Regions from separate parts of the Mus musculus genome. Here region 1 is linked to region 2. The links are chromatin loops, found by intact Hi-C in ENCODE. Cell type or tissue: gastrocnemius. All regions are shown on one strand. Region 1 holds the start of Adamts20 (a disintegrin-like and metallopeptidase (reprolysin type) with thrombospondin type 1 motif, 20). Region 2 has its middle 59 kb from the start of Adamts20.

Region 1 (4,000 bases), 59 kb after region 2:
GTATGATTCTGGTTTCGGGTCTTTGTAGGTGGAAAGGCCTGGCTCCAAATGCCAAGATGTACTCAGAGCTGCATGCCATTAAAGTGCCCAGCGTGGAGGATGGTAAAGGTTAAACGCACAGTTGTGGGTAAAGTCCGTTGTTGTTCTCTTTAAGACCACCACATTCTAACCTAAACCTGCCATGCTCTCTAATTCTCTGGTGGATGGAATGGCACTGGTGGGAAAGTGGGAAGGAAAAGAGGAGCGAGTGAGGATTACCATACCACCACCCAGCTGGGGATTTCACCATCAAATATAAGTTTCGACTCTCCCTTCCTGAAACTCTTCTACTACCCGTGCTGCCAACAACAGAAGATTGATACCGGTGACATGGAAGGAGGGAACGTATGGTTAGAGGGCAATTTCCAAGGCCAAGAGCCCAGAGCGCAACAGTGACTGCAACAGTGACTGTAAGCCAAACTGAGCTGCAGTCACCCCGTTGTATCCGTGAAGGTTTGCCTTCCCTGGTTAATGGCCTTGGTTGGATTTCAAGGCTCCCAGCCCCTCTCCCCCGTTTTTTTCCGTTCTGGTAATAGAAGTAATTGCAGATCCTGCAAATCAAACAGGTGAGCTCAGGACACGAGAAGTACCCTTGAAAAGAAGCTGTTTTTCTCTTCATGCTAAAGTTTGTCCGTTGCAGTAGGGCCTGGCCTTGCGCACGGATTCAGAGCTACAGATATTGTTGACGAGAGTTAACATTGACAGAGGGCTTTCTTCACTCGGTGGAGAGATTGGTCCCAGAAACAGGCAGATGTTCCGTGGTTCTTGACATTTGTATGTTTTGGGGAGAGTCCTTTGTGCATATTTAAGCACAAAACCAAAGGCGCAGACAGGCAACAGTAATCACATGTGACTGGAGTTCTGGAGACTCCAATGACCTCCTTGAACTTCCTCAACCAAGAGAGATAGGTTAATGCAGTCATACACAAGTCTTCTAGCTCCGTATCCTCCAAACTCCAGAGTCTCCCTGCACACAGGGACCCTCAAAAAACTGAGCCTCACCACAAGCTCCATGGATAGCATCCGGTTACGGATGGTTATTTTGCGTGGGAAGCCGAATAGGACCTCTCAAACGTGAATTGCATAGGCCCCGGTCTGACACTTGTCATTTCACTCCGTGCTCCTATCACCTGTCAACGTGCGTGGGGTCTGGCTGGTCCTGGGGACGCGGAGCTGCAGCCAGGGAGGTCCCGGTGCGCGCGCCCGCGGGCGGGGCTGCGCGGGGCAGGGGCTGCGCGGGAGGCCGAGCCGCCGCGCCTCCCGCTGATTGGTCGACCAGGTCCTGGGGGGCGGGCCCTCCGCCGCCCCGCGCGCCCCGCTACTCTGGCTCGGTTCCCGCTGGGCCGGGCAGCGAGCGCTTCCCAGGGTGGCGCGGGAGCGCGGGGCGCGCGGGCCTGAGAGAGCCAGGCGGGCAGCGCGCGATGAGGCAGCGGCGCCGGGAGCGGGGACTGGCGGCGGGGCGAGGCGAGCCGGGGTGCAGTCCCGGGTGCTCAGGAGGCTGCTGAGACGCCGCGGAGAACCGCTAGAGCGCGGAGGAGGGCAGCGGAGCTCGGGGAGCCGGCGGCCCTGGGGCGGCCTCCCAGTCGGGATCCCCTCCCCTGTGTGCAGCCATGCGGGTGGCCAAGTGGCTGACCGGGTTGCTCTGCCCGATCTCGCTCCTTCTCACTGGGTCCTGGGAAGTTCGTTTCCACCCACGACAGGGTAAGGTCGCCGTGGGCGCTTGGGCCGGGTGCGAGTGGGTGGTGCAGACTGGTTGGAGACCCCAGGCCACCCAGCTCAGAGCATCCCCGAGGACTTTTTTGGTTGTCGTGGAATCTCTGGGGACACGCTCTCCTGATCATGCGGCGGGCACGCGTGGGGCATGGAGCAGCGTGCATCCGGACAACACGGGTTGCTGGAGGCTGGGAAGAGAAGAGGGGCTGGCAAGGAGGTGGCTGCGCTGGGTGGTGGGTGGCAAGGTCTGTATAGAGCATATAGGACCCGTGGGAAAGCAGTACATGCCCACGGTGCCCAGGTGTGTGCGTGTGTGTATATCTGTCGTGCCCCTGAGACTGACCAAAACTGGGGACCTTGGGTAGGGATGCTTGGCTCAAGAGCTTGTGGGTTGGACAGCGTCGGGGCTTCATAGACATTTCGCTGTGTGTTGCAGAAGCCCTGGTGAAGACTCTGGCCTCCTACGAAGTGGTGACCCCCACGCGGGTCAATGAGTTCGGAGACGTGTTTCCCCAGAACCGGCATTTCAGCCGGAAGAAACGTAGCTCCGGGGTGCCGGAGCCTCCTCCGTTCAGGACCCACTACCGAATCAGCGCCTACGGGCAGCTCTTCCAGCTGAACCTGAGCGCTGATGCGGCCTTCCTGGCTGCAGGCTACACTGAGGTGCACTTGGGGACCCCGGTACCTGGACCAGGCGGGCGCAGCACGGAGTCCCCAGACCTGCGCCACTGTTTCTACCGTGGCCAGGTCAACGCGCGAGAGGACCACACTGCTGTCTTCAGTCTCTGTGGAGGACTGGTAAGCCTGATTGTACCTCCCTATGAGTTTTCTCTGATCCAGGCCAGGGCTGTCTGGGGATTGGGGCATGGTGGGTGGTTCCTAGTAGGTTCCTTGGAGTCCTCAGAGACCACCAGAGAGAGGAGCCTAGACCACAGGCAGAGAGAGAGCATCTTTCATCCATTTGTCACGTGCTCCAGAGGCGCTCAGGAGTGGCCTCTGGGTTCTGCTTCTACAACCTCCGGGCAGGATTTTTATGGGCAGCTATTGGTGCCCAATCCCCTGAATTACTTAACCTTAGTAAATGTGTCAGAAAGGAAGGAAAAATTATTGAATATGCACAATTGAATAAAAAAAGGCTCCCGAGGCTGACAAGATTTGGGGAAAGTTCGTTTTGTTTCTGTATGGGGATGTCCATCCACGGAAGAAGGAAAAGGTAAATGCTAGCTGGATCTGGAAAGGTATGAAATATGTCCACAGATATAGTTGCTAGTGCCAGAGAACTAGAAACGACAAGAATAAACGAGAGGGAGTTTTGAAACTTCACTGGAGGGAGGGAGGGAGGGAGAGAGAGAGAATGAAATAAGACATCACTCCCTTGTTTCATTTGGTTTTTGGTTTTCTTCCTTGAAAACAGGTTCTTAATACCTCCTCCCATGACATATTTAGGAAGTCTGGACCAACCCAGAATCTCTTATCAGGACGGTCATTTTAAGTATGCAGCATCACATTGTTAAAATGAGAGTCAATTAACTAAAACATCACGATAGTACCAAGCTAATTCGTGATGCATGAATACGCACTTGCCTACAAATGCCTGAAATAGCGGAATCTGGCAGTCTCTGTGTTGTTACAGTTCGTGTGACGAGTGAAGCCATCATATTTGAGCGCTAATGTGCTGTGAGAACATCCTATGACGAACAAAGCTGCTCTGTCCTTGGTGTTACAGCCACAGAACTTAGCTACAAGTTTCTCGTGAGCCCAACATTTGCTTAATAAAATTGAACAGATCATACTTTCTGAGAGGTGTTCAGACAGTTGCACAAAGTCAACAGGGTTTATTATGTGTATCAAACATTGGTAGTAGTAGTTCTCTCCATGCAAAATGTAAAGATACTTCCACATGGGTTTGAGATGATGTCCTAGACAAGAGCCTTGGTAGTTACTCCTCTGGCTACTTAGCATTGATGTCCCGTTAACTTGATATAGGCTTTTACATCATGTTGGAAGAGGGCACCGCAGTTGAGAAAATACGCCTACCAGATTGGCCACAGGAAGCCTGTGATGTATTTTCTTAATTAGTGATTGATGTCAGAGGGCCAAGCTCATTGTTGGTGATGCCACTCTGGGGTTGATTGGTGGTCCTGGATGGTGGTAGCACCCTGGGATTGATTGGTGGTCCTGGATGGTATAAGATGGCAAGCTGAGAAAGCCATCAACAAGTGGGTGGTGGTCCTCTACGGCTTCTGCA
Region 2 (4,000 bases):
GAACGAGCGGTGCGAGCGTCAAGAGTGTGTTGCTAAGAGGCTTAGTGGGCAGGATGTGTGGCTGCTGCAACCATGGCGCTAATAACTGAATGCACTGTTGTATTTGGGGAGAGTACAGAGTACATAGCATGGTAGACGTAAAGCGAGCCACGGCCATATTTTTGAGACGGAACTGCCTTTTATTTCAACATACCATATCATATCAGGAAACTCTTAAAGAAGGGTGTTTTTAAACGAACTGGTGATGTTTACAGACATTCCTATTTCCTTCTTCAGTATGAAAATGTGCTCAATAATTTGATCACTAGTCTCACGTGTTAAAAGACAGTCCACATTTCAAGAGTGTCTGAAGGTAAGGTTTATTGTGGCTGACTGAAGCTTACCTCCTCTGTAAATCTTGAAAGACCACTTGCAAAACACAGACCGTGTATTTCTCTTCTATCTTTTTTTTTTTCTATCAGATTCTGGCAAAAGAACACTTCACATCCAGAATTATAAGCATAGAATACTTGGCTAGTGAGAAAAGCATTGGTGATCTATTTCTGCCTTAAGCTTACAGCCCAGCGGAAGCGAAGGAAGGGAGTCGATCTATGTTGATGACTTCTTCCTTTCTAGCTTCCTAATCGGTTATCTATTAATCATCCTTGCAGGGGAGAAATGATGAAGTTCATCTCTGGTCCTTCCTCCCAGCCCTATGCTCCTAGAAATAAGACTCAGACTCAAGATATATTTATAAATAACTTGGTCATACAGCTAAGCTCTTCTCTGATTAGATATAACTTAAATTGTCCTACGTATTCTAGCGTACATTTTACCTGTGCTCAGGTACCATGGATTTGGCTCATCGTATCTTCTGTTGAATCTTCCTCCTGCCTTTCTCCGCATACCCTTTCTTTCTCCTGGGTATCCCATCTCTATTTTCTGCCTAAGCCACAGGCCATACACTTTTTAACAGACAGGTGATGCACAAGTTATTCTCTCTTGTGAGGAAGGAGGATAGCCAATAAAGGACAGGGATGTGGTGGGAAGGAATCCCTGTACAGATCTCACTGATAAACAGCTCTCGGCTACTCTTACAAGTGAGCAGTTGGACTGGTTGCTTTGTGAGAGGACTTAGGGTGAGCTAGGACTCTGTGCCAAGTACCTGCTGTGTTTTTCTGGGGAATTGAAGACCCAGCTTTTCCTTCTTGGAGCTCACTGGCTAGTGGTAGAGAGTCACGTGATGTCCTTTACACCAGAGTGGCTAGGTGACTTACTCTGATCTGATCAACCTCAACGATGCAATTTATATGATCTCGGCAGCGTTCTAATACAACCTTAAATTCATTTGGTTCATTTAAAGAACTTCTTAAAACAAAGATTTGGAGCCCAGAGTTCTCTTAAAGTGTCCTGAAGTTTATTCTGAGCAAAATAATGGCAGAAAATTGGCCTCATAGGAGGGACCCACGAAACAGCCCCCTTTAGATGAGGCAACCCCTATAGTGCTGTTGTTCCTTCGGGAGAGCACCTGGCCAACTCCTGTGGGTCCCTGCATTTATTACTGCTGCTGCTCTTCTGTCCACCAGCAGCTGCCAATAGCATTCTGCATCAGGTCCCCAGGTGGCAGTGTTCTCAGGCCTTTCATGGAGGGTGTACAAAGTCAGATGACATGTCCCTCTCCATGGTACTAATAGTTCTGTCCTGGGACCATGCAATGTTTTCCAGTCCTGTGGTGCCTGCAGCCCTCCTTGGTTTTTTGTTTGTTTGTTTGTTTGTTTGTTTTCAATATCTGGGGCAGTCAGTTTGGTCTTCATCCGAGTAAGACAACCTTTTAAAAGGTTCACTAAGACAGAGAAAGGGTTTTAATATATCCCACTAAAGGGAAAAGGCATTTCAGGTAGGTAATGCTGGATACAGCCCCTAGAACAGGCAAGTGCTACCTCTTGAAGGCTGTTTATCCTTCATCCAGAAAGATGAGGTCTGTCTGTGAGTCCTGTGTTTTCCCCACTGTGACAGACATTCACATGAACTCTCCACAAAGCAACATTACAAACCTATTCTTCCCCTGAGCTATTATTATACCCTTGTTATCCATGTAAAGTTGGGCTTGCAACAGTTTGAGGAAATATGAAGATGTTAGCCTTCCATTAGAAAATGAGTCTGGAAACTTGCATAGGTGGGCTGATCATTTAATAGTCAACTACTGAATAGTTTCTGGAAAAACCGTCACCCGCAAACATCGAAATTTCCAGAATTAAGATGATAACAGCATTAAAAGCCACCCACAAATCTTGGAAAACCTGCCCTCCAAGCACCATTCCTGGCCTGGCATTTCCGTGACCTTGTAACGTGAGGTAAACGCCCCACAATAGAAATAAGTTGTGGAGAAGATGCATGGTTTCTCTTAGTTCTTCCTCCATAACAAGATATTACATAATAGAAGTGGAGAGCATCGAACACAGACAGCCTGTTTCACTTTTGCACATTAAACTCTTGACCAGAAAAAATTGCATTGTGCTCAATCAGCTCCCATTATGTCACAAGGCTTTGATCTATGGGATCTCTTATCTGCTGCAGTCTACATAAAATGAATGAGAACTCTCCCTTTCATCTCTGTGAGCTTTGCCCCGTGGATCTCGCTTGCTTGGCCCTACTCCCTTTTAAACTCTGATTGTCCCTTACATTGCTTCCTGGTGTGGATTCTTTTCTCCTTGGAGAACCCAGTCCCTTTATCCCTTTCTACAAAAGAGCCCAGCAGATGTCAGCTCACATTTGTCAAGCCCAAACCACATAATCTTTTTAGCATGGGATATTTTACTACGTCATCTTGGGGGCTCTCTTTCTACCATTTTTAATTAATCTCCAAAATTGCTTAGTAAATGAACTACATGATCAAGAAACATTTGAGAAACCTTGAGGGGAGGACACGGATTCTTTTCTCCATCTCATTTCCATAATGGGGAACATTTAATAAGTGAACTGTGGTGGTCCATTGTCTGAGTGAGTGCTATAATTTTAGAACATAGGGCACTATATTTTAAACTTAATTGCTCAAGTTAAAAGAAGTAATTCGTGAAGTTTTGACCTTCAGGATGCTGTAGGAACGTGTGAACATCACTGTAAGATGGCTATTTCTACGTGGCAGAACTCATTACTACTGTAGGATATTATTTTGGTAGCAGTAAAGAAGTTGAAAAATAATTACGCTTGCCTTTGGGCAATAGTTTCAGTTTTCTAATAGTATTTAATCAAAATCCTTATTAAAACATACAATTAATACCTCACTCTTTCCTGGGAGGGTTTGTGATTTATTCTAAATGCACGAGCAACTTAAAAAAATATATTTTCTTTAAAAGCCACAGAGTTGAAATGAGTCCTGTAATTGAGAGTTTAAAATTGGTTCTACTTTTAAAAACCATAGTAATGTACTCCAAATATTATATTCTTAAAACATTAGCACTCCTTTTTTTTTTTTTTTTTTTTTTTTGCAAACTCTTCAAAGCCAGTTTCTTTCTTCGTCAAGTAAACAGCTTATCCTTTATGACCTGGACATAAGAAAACACTGATGTTTCCTCTAATCACTGTGAATGTAATGTGTTTCTCCATGAGTTCTCTCTGTGTCAACTGCTGCAGGAATCTTCGAGGAAGCCTTCGGGGAAATGACTTTGAATGTTTCTAAGACTGACACAGGAGCACACTCATACTAATCACTAACAGCTTAGAGTGAGCCAACTCGCTTCGCAAGTGCATACCGCTGAGAACAGTATACCAACTGAATTCTTAGAGCAGTCTGTTTGGCTCTTTGAGTCTTAGTCGAGGCTGATATTGCGATTTCCTTAAGTAACTAAAAAGCAGTTCATATGAGGCTTTCACCGAATGTGAGACTTCCTGACCGAGTTCTTAATTTCTGAACACAAAGAATGAAAAGCCAGGGTCGGCAGCTCACAAAGCCATCAGGCAGAGCTAAGTTCTGCAGCGGGCAAGGATAGGTTTGATAGACTAACTTTATAAAGGCTGTTTG

The links. A loop is a pair of places that touch in the nucleus more often than their neighbours do. Peaks named below come from ENCODE experiments on the same cell type or tissue, not always from the same donor. Only the 100,000 strongest peaks of a DNase experiment are listed, where the experiment ranks them.
Region 1: it touches region 2 in a loop (2.6-fold over the local background); 2 of 42 quality-filtered maps call a loop at or near these places.

What each region holds. Positions count from the first base shown.
Region 1 is chr15:94,401,739-94,405,738 of GRCm38, reverse strand. It overlaps Adamts20 (a disintegrin-like and metallopeptidase (reprolysin type) with thrombospondin type 1 motif, 20), which reads left to right and starts at 1,389. Exons shown (of 39, transcript NM_177431.5): 1 at 1,389-1,740; 2 at 2,189-2,550. The coding sequence starts at 1,650. In gastrocnemius, a CTCF peak has its summit at 1,541; DNase peaks (open chromatin) are centred at 1,354 and 2,292; H3K4me3 peaks cover 2,061 bases; H3K27ac peaks cover 1,616 bases.
Region 2 is chr15:94,461,069-94,465,068 of GRCm38, reverse strand. No RefSeq gene overlaps it. Among named protein-coding and RNA genes, the nearest start is that of Adamts20, 59 kb to the right of the region's middle. In gastrocnemius, a CTCF peak has its summit at 1,596; DNase peaks (open chromatin) are centred at 1,141 and 1,586.